Regions from separate parts of the Homo sapiens genome. Here all the other regions are linked to region 1. Evidence: chromatin contacts called from ENCODE Hi-C or POLR2A ChIA-PET data. All regions are on one chromosome and are shown on one strand. Each heading gives the region's core, a stretch centred on a gene start or an enhancer-like site at or near the end of the contact. The rest is flanking DNA. Distances are from core to core; before and after follow the strand shown. Region 1 holds the start of SPECC1L-ADORA2A (SPECC1L-ADORA2A readthrough (NMD candidate)). Region 2 holds the start of DERL3 (derlin 3). Region 3 has its middle 15 kb from the start of MIF-AS1. Region 4 holds the start of SMARCB1 (SWI/SNF related BAF chromatin remodeling complex subunit B1).

What was found. Hi-C counts contacts between places; a loop is a spot of excess contacts on that map. ChIA-PET counts read pairs that join two places held with the same protein, here RNA polymerase II (POLR2A). Pooled maps may share reads with other maps.
Region 2: a loop to region 1 is called in a pooled map, with 10 times the contacts of the local background. The contact joins the promoter of DERL3 here to the promoter of SPECC1L-ADORA2A in region 1. A Hi-C loop is called at or near these places in 1 of 37 single-sample maps with no recorded cell type and 7 of 50 pooled maps. POLR2A ChIA-PET finds 5 or more read pairs at or near these places in 1 of 52 experiments (WTC11).
Region 3: a map of CD4-positive, alpha-beta T cell shows a loop between it and region 1 (4-fold over the local background). The contact joins the enhancer-like site here to the promoter of SPECC1L-ADORA2A in region 1. A Hi-C loop is called at or near these places in 1 of 168 maps with a recorded cell type or tissue (CD4-positive, alpha-beta T cell), 9 of 37 single-sample maps with no recorded cell type and 17 of 50 pooled maps. POLR2A ChIA-PET finds 5 or more read pairs at or near these places in 1 of 52 experiments (AG04449).
Region 4: a pooled map shows a loop between it and region 1 (9-fold over the local background). The contact joins the promoter of SMARCB1 here to the promoter of SPECC1L-ADORA2A in region 1. A Hi-C loop is called at or near these places in 1 of 37 single-sample maps with no recorded cell type and 11 of 50 pooled maps. POLR2A ChIA-PET finds 5 or more read pairs at or near these places in 1 of 52 experiments (H1).

Annotation. Positions count from the first base shown.
Region 1 is chr22:24,269,297-24,272,078 of GRCh38, reverse strand. It overlaps SPECC1L-ADORA2A (SPECC1L-ADORA2A readthrough (NMD candidate)), which reads right to left and starts at 1,262. Exons shown (of 20, transcript NR_103546.1): 1 at 1,096-1,262. It overlaps SPECC1L (sperm antigen with calponin homology and coiled-coil domains 1 like), which reads right to left and starts at 1,248. Exons shown (of 17, transcript NM_015330.6): 1 at 1,096-1,248. It also overlaps the pseudogene RPS10P29. RefSeq lists an enhancer at 790-869 and a silencer at 930-1,459.
Region 2 is chr22:23,837,701-23,840,474 of GRCh38, reverse strand. It overlaps DERL3 (derlin 3), which reads left to right and starts at 1,469. Exons shown (of 7, transcript NM_001002862.3): 1 at 1,469-1,580; 2 at 1,699-1,764; 3 at 1,838-1,911; 4 at 2,030-2,123; 5 at 2,621-2,774. The coding sequence starts at 1,488. SMARCB1 (SWI/SNF related BAF chromatin remodeling complex subunit B1) reads right to left here. Exons shown (of 9, transcript NM_003073.5): 9 at 2,466-2,774. RefSeq lists a silencer at 1,244-1,546.
Region 3 is chr22:23,912,593-23,915,323 of GRCh38, reverse strand. No RefSeq gene overlaps it. Among named protein-coding and RNA genes, the nearest start is that of MIF-AS1, 15 kb to the right of the region's middle. Within about 2 kb of position 1,268, at least 37 of the 41 ENCODE cell types and tissues checked have a DNase peak (open chromatin) inside an H3K27ac peak, as active enhancers do; they include CD4-positive, alpha-beta T cell, where a contact is called at or near this core.
Region 4 is chr22:23,785,667-23,788,366 of GRCh38, reverse strand. SMARCB1 (SWI/SNF related BAF chromatin remodeling complex subunit B1) reads right to left here and starts at 1,401. Exons shown (of 9, transcript NM_003073.5): 1 at 1,105-1,401. The coding sequence starts at 1,197.

The sequences.
Region 1 (2,782 bases), core at 13-2,512:
AAAATTACTATAGTCCCTTTGGTATCACCTACATTGGCAAAATTGCAGTCCCCCTCCACTCCCTGAAGCCACCAGAAATGACTGCTGTTGTCTACAAAGCCTACAGCTCTGATTTCATCTCAAGATGTGTCCTACTGGGTGACAGCAAATGCCATTTTTTAAAGGCTTGTATCTGTTATAAGCTTGGGAAATATTATCATGGCTTAAGAGGCTCTTTTGACAAAAGAAAACACTGTTCCCTGAAATCACCTGGGCTGTTCACGGGAATCTTTTCCTCGCCCTTCTGGTACTTGGACAAATGATCAAGGATATCAACAAATCAAGGTTCCCCGCATTTGAATGATCACAGAATTTTTGCGTGTTCTGTAAATGGGCTAAAACTACTGGAAACTGATTTCTTTTCGTCATCTCCAGGGCAGCTTGCCCAACGTGCCGCGACTATGATGTCTTAGACTTAACTACTTAAGGTAATACAATTACCAAATTCCTGGAAACGCAAAATTTCCTCAGACAGGTACCGGATTATTCACATCCAACCTGATGCAATTAACCACGTCTCAAGAAAAAAGGACGTTCCGTCCGCCTCGGGCGCCGGCCACAGCAGAAGCAGCACCGGCAGCAGGCCCGGGGTCCGCCGCCTGTGGCCCCTGCTCCTCCGCTCTGCGCCCTCGGGGCCACTGAACAACGCTGTCCCCGCCCCAGGCAAGGGACCCGGGCGATGGGGCGGCAGCCCCAGCCTCTCCCGGAGCGGCGGAAAGGCAAGCACGAGGGTCGCACCCGGCCTGTCTGCACACAGTCAAGCCGCAAGCGGGGTCCCAGAACCAGCTGAACCCCAACACCAACGGACGAAGGCCAGTGGGTCTCGGCGGCGAAGCCTGCGGGTTGTTCCAGAAGCCCCGAAGCCCAGAACGAGGACGGCGCGGGAAGGGAAAGGCGCAGGCGCGGGACACACTGGAGGGGCCCAGGAGCAGAGACGGCGCAGGCGCTGGGCCTGCCGGGGTCTGCGGGGACGCCCGGGCGCGGCAGCGCGGGCGGCGCTGAGGCGATAAACCAACCCGCCAGCGAACACTGCGGGAACCCGGCTGCTGCTCTTACCGCGCTGCACCGCATCGCTCCCTCGCAATCTCCTGGTTTGGGCTGGGCGGTGAGCTCACCCGGTGGCTCAGCCGAGACCCGTTGAGTCCGGCCTCAGGAAAGCAGCCTACCCCGCAGCGCCGCTTGCCGGGCCGCCCGGCCTCCCTCGCGGGCCCCGCCCTTGGCCAGCCCCTTCGCGCCCAGCAGGGCTGCGGCCGTCTGCGCAGGCGTCGTGGAGGCCCCGCCTACATTCCTTCACTGCGCAGGCGCCGCCGTCCCCCACCACCACCCCCTCCCCTTCCCCCATCTCCGGCTCGCGTCCGTCTCGGCACTGGGTCGCGCAGCCGCTCTGCCACTTGGCCGGTCAAGAAAGTAGCCGGCCAGCCGGTGCGCATGCCTCAGGTCTTGGGCTGGAGCCGGGCAAGGCGGGTCCCTTCAGAGGCCCCACTGGGCCCAGCGGAATGATGCTCAGAGTCCGCTAGTCCCAAAAGTTCTCCTCAGCGTGTTTACCGTGTGCCAAGGACTGTGCTATGCATGAGCCAGACAGCAGTGAGGAAAACACAAAGCCCTGTCCTCCTGGCACTCCCGGTACATAAGGGAACAGACAAAAAGAATAAGCGAGCAACATATATGTATATATATATGTATATACATATATATATACGTATATATATATACGTATATATATATGTATATATATACATATATATATACGTATATATATATGTATATATATGTGTATATATATACATATATATATGTATATATATATATATATATATATAAAATATTAAAGAAATTCTGGGGGAGTTCGAGTTCCATCGGCCCCCATCCGGGCCACCCTGCCACCTTAGCGGCTGCTCCTCCCCAGAATGCTGATGCCTAAGAAAAACCGGATTGCCATTTATGAACTCCTTTTTAAAGAGGAAGTCACGGTGGTCAAGAAGGATGTCCACATGCCTAAGCACCTGGAGTTGGCAGACAAGAATGTGCCCGGCCGGGCGCGGTGGCTTAGGCCTGTAATCCCAGCACTTTGGGAGGCCGAGGCGGGCGGATCACGAGGTCAGGAGTTCAAGACCAGCCTGGCCAAGATGGTGAAACCCGTGTCTACTAAAAATACAAAAATATTAGCCAGGCGCGGTGGCAGACACCTGTAATCCCAGCTAGTCGGGAGGCCAAGGCAGGAGAATTGCTTGAACCCAGGGGGCGGAGGTTGCAGTGAGCCGAGATCGCGCCCCTGCACTCCAGCCTGGGCGACAGAGTGAGACTCCTCTCAAAAAAAAAAGAATGTGTGTGCCCAACCTTCCTGTCATGTAGTCCCGAGGCTACTACGTGAAGGAACAGTTTGCCTGGAGACATGTCTACTGGTACCTTACCAATGAGGATATCCAGTATCTCCGTGATTACCTTCATCTGCCCCTGGAGATTGTGCCTGCCACCCTACGCCGCAGCCGTCCAGGGACTGGCAGGCCTCGGTCTAAAGGTCTGGAGGGTGAGCGACCTGCAAGACTCACAAGAGGAGAAGCCGACAGAGATACCTACAGAAGGAGTGCTGTGCCCCCTGGTGCCGACAAGAAAGCCGAGGCTGGGGCTGGGTCAGCAACCGAATTCCAGTTTAGAGGCAAATTTGGTCGTGGACACCGTCAGCCACCTCAGTAGAATTGGAGAGGATTATTTTGCATTGAATAAACTTACAGCCAAAAAGACT
Region 2 (2,774 bases), core at 220-2,719, 430 kb after region 1:
ATTACAGGTGTGAGCCACTGCGCCCAGCCTTGTGACTGGTTTATGTTACTGGGTGTAATGTCTTCAAGGGTCATCCATGCTGCATCATGTATCCGAATTTCATTCCTTTAAGGTTGAATGGTATTGCATTGCATGTAGACAGCACATTTCGTCTGTCTCATCGGTGGGTGAACTGATGTGAACCATTGTGAATAATGGGGCCATGAACATGGGTGTATGAACATCTGTTCAAGTCCCTGCTTTTGATTCTTTTGAATGTGTACCCACAAGCAGCATTGCTGGATCATACGGTAATTCTATTTTTAATTTTTTGAGTCATGATCATATTGTTTTTCACAGCGGATGCACCATTTTATATTCCCACCAACGGTGCCCAAGGGTTCCAATTTCCCCATATCCTCGCCAACACTTATTTTGTTTTATTGTTTTGCTTTTCACAGTTACCATCCTGATGGACACAGGGATGCTTGCAAAGTGACAAACTTTAGAGGTATCCCAGGTCACCCCACCTGGCACTGCGGACGCCCACGTGGCCCCACCCCTCACTTGGCAATATTCTCATCAAGTGTCAGCACTAGCTTATTGTATTGACTGCCTCCTGGCTGGACTCTAAGAGACAGTGTCTTTTATTGCATGCTACATCCCCAACATCTAGAACAGTGTCAGGCAAACAGTTGTTTAATAAACGGTGGAAGGAAGGAAGGGAGGGAGGGAGGGAGGGAAGGAGGGAAGGAAGGTGGGTAGGTTGGTTTCTATTTTCCACCAAAATATTGAGGACCTCTCCTGCCTGTCCACTTGCTCTGGTGCGCCTCTCAACCCTCGCGCCCCACCTGGACTCAATCCCGCAGTCCTGCCTCTCCTTCCTTGGGCCCCCGGGGAAGAACCCCGACAGCGGCCGGCACATTTGAGTGGGGCCCTGGACGTTTGGGGAGGTTTGGACACATTCCCGAATGCCTCCCTGCTGTGGGTTAGGTGGGCCTGTCTTGGGCTGGCAGCGAGGACAACGTTGTGGCTAGGTCGTCAGTTAGTGAGCCAGCACGGTCTGAGCCGCCACACTCCGCGCCCCGCCCACGCGCCCCGCCCTTTCCAGTTTTGCCTCGCCTGCTCGGGTCTTCGCTCCTGTAACCCATACGATCTTAGCCCCGCCCCCGTGGTGTCGTGGGTCCACGCTACTGGTCCTCTCCTAGAAAGCCGCGAAATGACCAGTTCCTCATTGGCCACACGTTCTCCCGCGCCACCACCGCAGCCACAACAACCGCCACGTGCTCAACCTTGGCGCCTGCCCATTGGCCACCAGCCTCTACCCGCCCACTCTCCCTTTCCGCCCCTAATTTCCCTCTTCTTCCTTCCATTGGCTGTCGGGCTCAGGGGCTCTCTTTTCAGCCTGGGGCGCGCAGCGCCTCGGATGCGGATTGGCCGAAGGCGGGGCTGGGAGGCGGGTTAAAGAGCGCGTTGCTGGCTGGGCCACGCGTGCTTGAGAAGGTTCAATGGCGTGGCAGGGACTAGCGGCCGAGTTCCTGCAGGTGCCGGCGGTGACGCGGGCTTACACCGCAGCCTGTGTCCTCACCACCGCCGCGGTGGTAAGCGGCCGGGCGGACCGGACGTCGCCTTGGTTACAGCCTCTGGCGGGAGGGGTGAGGGTCGCCATGGTTACGGCGTGGCTCCCGGGCAGCTCTTGACTGGCCCCTGGTTCCACAGCAGCTGGAGCTCCTCAGCCCCTTTCAACTCTACTTCAACCCGCACCTTGTGTTCCGGAAGTTCCAGGTGAGGCCGCCCCGCGCCGCGCACCTGTGGGCCCGACCCACCCACCCCGCACCTGACCGCCCGTCCCCCGTAGGTCTGGAGGCTCGTCACCAACTTCCTCTTCTTCGGGCCCCTGGGATTCAGCTTCTTCTTCAACATGCTCTTCGTGTATCCTGCGCCCTGCGGACACGGGCTGGGTGGAGGGCAGGCCGGCCGGGCTGGGAGAGAGGCCGGGACGGGGAAACTGAGGCCCCGCCTGGTGGCACTTCCTATACCGACGCCGTAGGTTCCGCTACTGCCGCATGCTGGAAGAGGGCTCCTTCCGCGGCCGCACGGCCGACTTCGTCTTCATGTTTCTCTTCGGGGGCGTCCTTATGACCGTATCCTTCCCGCAGGCTCTGGAACCTCGGGCTAGGGCGCCTCGGCGTCCAGCCTGTGTTGGTCCTGGGGCCAACACAGCCATGCCAGAGAGGGACACAGTCGCTGTCTCCAGCTTAGTATGTGTTGAGGGCCCACTCTGTGCTCAGCTGCAGGGGTCAGGGCTAGATCTTCAGTGCTGTATGCAAAATACAAAGCCATGCACAAAAGAGCCAGGTGGGTTGTCAGGGCCACTAGCTGAGCCCTGAATGCGAGTAGCCGGGAGAAACTGGGGCAGGGACAGGCAGTGGTTGGGCCCTGGGATGAGGCTGTAGGTGTGCAGGGCAGATTTCGTGGGACCTGAAGCCCGTGGAGTGTGTCGCCTTTATTGGACTGGCTCATCTTGATGAGGGAATAGCACATAGGGGAGATGAGGGGAAGAATTCCAGGGTCTTGGGAAGTCAGAGGGGCCCTGGGCTTGGGCTGAGGCCTGCACCGGAGCACCTTGACTCTGGCCCAGCTGCTGGGACTCCTGGGCAGCCTGTTCTTCCTGGGCCAGGCCCTCATGGCCATGCTGGTGTACGTGTGGAGCCGCCGCAGCCCTCGGGTGAGGGTCAACTTCTTCGGCCTGCTCACTTTCCAGGCACCGTTCCTGCCTTGGGCGCTCATGGGCT
Region 3 (2,731 bases), core at 19-2,518, 360 kb after region 1:
CACAGTGAGCACATATCTCAAGTCTGTATAAACAGTCAAGGCCTTGTCCTTTCTTCATGCCAGGGCTCTGGTTAAGGCTATTATCTGAGTCTTTGGGGCTGAAGTTTGGGCAGGGAAGCTTTTGGCCTCTATGGTTTTCCATAGGGAGAGAACCACATATCCTGCCCTTCTTTCGCTCTTCCGTGAAGCTATGGCCATCTACAAACCCTATGTCTTCCTTTCCTTTTTCAACCACATCTCTGCTACAGAGAACCTTGAAGGTCATTTCTACTAAATGCAAGCGGTTAATATTAGGAACTGAGACTTGTGTTTTTCCCAGGCATGTCCTCAAACTTTGGCTAAATTAACCTTTATTGATTGAGACACCTGTCTCAGTCATTTTTTGGTTAACACAATACAGATAAAGTAGGATCCCTATCTCATATTACACATAAACATTAATACAGATGGACCAAAGACCTAAATATGGGGGATGGATCAGTAGAAAATACGGGAGAATATCTCTATGACCTTGGGACAAGGGCTGAGTTTTTAAGCAAAACACAAAATGCTCAAATCATAGAGGAAAAGATTGATAGTCGCCTGTGTTACAATTTTAGATTTGTGCTTCAAAAAGACACCCTAGGAATTAGGGGTGGAAAGGAAGCAAGCCACAGAGTGGGAGCAAATATTTGCAATTAATGCGCTGAACTAGTAAAAGACTGGTATCCATAAAATTATAAAGAACTACCAATCAATAAAAACCACAACCCAATAGAAAAATGGGCATAAAATACAAACAGGCAATTCTCAGAACATGAAAACAGAGTAGTCAATAATTACATAAAGAGAAGTTCAAACTTACTCAAAGTAGGGAAATGAAAATCAAAGTTATAATGAATATTACATTCCACACCCATCAGGTTGGCACGCTCAAACTGTATGTTTAAGATGCTATATTTAATGTTATTACAATCAAACTATGTTCAAGTTTTTTAATATGCTATTACAATCATTATAACAGCAAAAAATTGGCAACACTCCAAACGCCCATTACAAGAGGATGGAACAGGATATAGAGTGGATATTAGCGAATTAGGCCCATACATCTGCGTGGGAGCATCTCAGAGAACGCAGGGGCGAAACGCCGGAAGGGCACACAAACCAAGCCCCGCCCCCGGGAACCCCGCTCCCACACGGAGCATGCTGGAGGCTGATAGGTTGGTTTGACCACGCCAGTTCCGCCTTCGCCTGCCCCCTTAGAGCCCCGCCCCCGCGCGGAGCATGCTGGGGACATACGGACTCACTTTCCTCGCCAACCCCGCCCTCCGGAGCTACCAGCAACAACCAACGGGCAGCGAGCAACGGGCGCGCGCTGCTCCCTTAGGAGGCGGTGACCATCTGCCCGTGTGCCCAGGGCCTCTGAGGGCGCTGGATGGCTCCGTTGTGTCCGGGTGGTCTCGGGAGCTGCAGGGAAGGGGCGGGAAAACTACACCGGACCCCATGGGGAGCGCAGAGGCGGAAAGGGAAGGGCCTAGGGACCTCAGATTGTTTTGAATCAAGGGCAGAAAGATCGGGTCGGAGGGAGGGAAGGAAATACTTCCGTGCCTTCAGAGGGAGTCTAGAGTCCCAGGCCGTGCCGGGTGGAAGGAACTGTGCAGCGTCCCAGAGGGAAGGAAGAAGAAGGGAAGAGAAGTGGACTCAGAAAAAGTGGAGGGGAAAGAAGGGAGATGGGAGAAATGGAGGGCAGAAGAGGCAACGTTCCCCAGCCCTATAAACCATAATGAGCCCATATGAGAAAGCAGAAAGGTGGGTGGGAAGTGGGGGGCTAGAAAGGAAAAGAAACAAAAGCTGTCTTGGTCTGAGTCAGGAGCCCAGCTGTTGTGACAGGAAGGGACCTCAGAGATGGCTTTCACAGGTGGCTGTGACTATAGCTCTTTCTGGTGCCTCAAGCTCCCTCTTAACCCCTGGGAGACTTTTACCTTTGGGAGAGATTTCCCTTTGGGTTAAGGAGGGGAAAGAGGGACAGAGGGACAGTGGCAAGGGATGCCAGGAGAAGGTGAGGGAGAGGACACATGAGTGTTAGGTTTTTGAAAAAAGACGAGGGTTAAAGACAAGAGAGTTGACCACTCTACAACACAGGTTTATTAACACAACCTACAGAGGTGGGGACCAACTTAATGCCAAAGCCCCACTAGCACTTACAGGCTGGAATCATTATAGGCCTGGATGAGGGGTCTGGAATGGTAGGACTTACTGCCCAAGAGGATGTTAATAAAAATATTTCTTAAACCTTTGTCCCAACAAGATGTGATAAAGAAGTCAGACAGTTGGGGAGGATGTTACTTACAGCCCAAACCCCTGCAGAATGTTTCACTGTGACCAGGGTCTATGAAATGGCAGGAAGATTTACAAAATAATACAGCTTGGACTAAAAATTAGGGCCCAGCCTGGGGAGAGCTAGGCACTGATTTTTAGAGAAGTCTATGTCTTTGGCTATGCCAGAAGCACTGCAATCTTATTTCAAGGGCTTCTGGATGTGGTGGACTAAGTCTAAGACTAGGGGGTCCAGAGAAGACCCCATCCTTAGTAACCCTTGTCAATAGGGAGACTTCTCACGGAATCTGCTCTTTGGGTTTGACCCTCTGTCTTCATGTTCATGCCTCATTCATCTTTGTTAGGTTTTGAAGGGAAGGTGAGGGTTAAAGAGTTGGCAGCTTAACAGCAACACAGGTTTATTGCCAGCACAAAC
Region 4 (2,700 bases), core at 152-2,651, 480 kb after region 1:
CTCTTGGCATTTCATGATAGCTTTAATTCTCCAGGATTGGCACTTACTTCCTTACATGAGATTCTACTGCTTGACATTTGTACATCTGAACTGTATATCCATAATTTTTTTAAAAAGGTAACATATACTAGCTGGGGACTGCCTTTGGAGCAAAAAAGGCTAGTTTGAGACAATCTGTAAAAACCTAATATATGGCCGGGTGTGGTGGCTCATGCCTGTAATCCTAGCACTTTGGGAGACCCAGACGGGCAGACTGCTTGAGCCCAGGAGTTGGAGACCTGCCTGCGCAACATAGCCAGACCCTGTCTCTATAAAAAACAAAAAACAAGAACCTAATAGACTTGGAACAAACACCCATTCAAAGGCCAGTAGAGTTTTCCTGAAGTCAGTCATCCAGTTGATGCAACAAAATGCAGCCACTCTAGTTAAGGGTTAAACATCCTTAGGCTCTTTCCCCTGTAATAATTCAGAATCAGTTCACAGATATGGAAAGTGTCAATCGCTTCAGAACTGCTGAAAGATCTAGCTTAGGCATGGGGCCCTTATTCACCCAAAAGCAAACATCTTCCTCCAATCTGTTTCTTCACCGGTAAACAAAGGTCAAAAGACCTCCACTGCTCACCTAAGAGGCAACAAACACAATGGGGATGAGCCCTCACTAAGTCCAGGGTTTCCAGCCTGCCATTTGAGGTTCCCACAAGTAGCAATACGGGGAGGGGTGCACGTGAAATTTACGACATCTAAAAAGGGTCAAAGGCAGCAGTGCAGTCCCCCAAGCGTCGCAGGGGCTAACTCAATATCCCGTTTCTTTGCGTCTGACTGGAAACCAACCCAGCGCGGAACCACTGGGGCCCCTCGCGGCGCCAAAATCTTGGCAGCACTGAAGGCGGCGGACCTCGGCGAAATAAGTAAGGAAATCCCAGGTCGATGAGGGGGCGGGGGCCACACCCGACACGCCCACTAGGCCACGCCCCACAGCCCCGAGCGCGCGCGCGCGCGCCCGCCCGCCCCGATGAATGGAGACGCGCGCTCTCGGCGCATGGGCCCGCCCCGGGGCTCCCGCGGGGCCGAGCCCGGGGAGGGCGAGAACGCGCCCCGGGCTACCTCGGAGCCGATCATGTAGAACTCGCCGTCGTCCTCCAGCTGGAACTTCACGGGCTTCTGCCCGAAGGTCTTGCTCAGCGCCATCATCATCATTGCGGCGGCAGAGGCGGGCGGCCGGAGCCGGGCTGCGAGGGATCAGGAGGGCTGGGGCGGGGCCGGGGCGTGCTGGGCCGAGGGAAACCGAAGCCGGAAGGCGAAATGCGGACCGGGCCGGGTACTGGCGCCTCAGCCGGGCTCCTCAGCCGCCGCCGCCGCCGCAGACGACGACCAGGCCGCCCTCAGTGCGCAGGCGCTGGCGTTGACGCTGACGCGCGCGCCGCCGCTCAAACAAAAGGCCGGGCGCGCCTCCGCGGACCCCTTAAAGGAGCCACGACTAATTTCTCTTTCTCCCAGGCTGCCTCCCAAGTCGTGGTGTAGAGGACTTCTCACGGACAAAAATAGCCAATGAGGTCCTGACTCAAGCAGTGGCTTTCCCAGTCTTACAGCCAGGACTGGAACTGAGCCCAGGGGAAAAGCAACGAAGTGAGGCCTGAAGGAGGAGGACCTAGTATCTGGAAGCCTGGGTGGTCTGGGCATGCTTTGGGACCCCAATCTCGTGCCTTAGCTTCCCCACCCCTAAAACGCAGTGCAGCTGAGCAGATAGGCAGGCCCCTAGGAAGAGATATCCCAGTTCCGGGCCTACGGCTGTCCCTGCAGCTGTGGAGGTGGGCAAAATGACAACAGCGGATGAGGCTTGGCAATGTTCAAAGGCCCAGGTGGTATTTGGTTTGGCTGGTGCATCAGATGAGCGTTGGAAGGGAGAGACACCTTCCACCTTCTCCATTCCTCTCTTAGCCTACACTCTGCTTAACCGAGCCCTGCAGTGGGGAGTGAAACCAGGCAGCCCAGCCCTGTGGCTCTGCCTCTTGGCTCTTACAGCGCGAAGCTAGTGAAACTAATGAAAGTCTGAAAGCAATCATGATTGAATAATGCAGGGAGTAAAACAGTGGCCCACTACTGATGATTTCACACCGTTCAATCTAATGAAATTGCAGCTGTGGCTGGGCTCAGCGGCTCATGCCTGTAATCCCAACTCTTTTTTTTTTTTTTGAGGCTGGAGTCTCCTGCCTCAGCCTCCCAAGTAGCTGGGACTACAGGCACCCGCCACCACGCCCAGCTAATTTTTTGTATTTTTAGTAGAGACAGGGTTTCACCATGTTAGCCAGGATGGTCTCGATCTCCTGACCTCGTGATCCGCCCCCCTCGGCCTCCCAAAGTGCTGGGATTACAGGTGTGAGCCACTGCGCCCGGCCTTGTAATCCCAACTCTTTAGGAGGCCAAGGCAGGGAGGATCACTTGAAGCCAGGAGTTTGAGACCAGACTGGACAAGACAGCAAGACCCTGTCTCTACAAAAATTCTAAAATAAATAAGCTGGGTGTGGCATGGCGGTGTGCACCTGTAGCCCCAGCTACTTGGGAAGTGGAGAGGGGAAGATCCCTTGAGCCCAGGAGTTCAAGGTTATAGTGAGCTGATTGCACCACTGCACTGCAGCCTGGGCAACAAAGGGAGACCCTGCCTCTCTTAAAAAAAAAAAAAATGCAACTATGCTATTACGA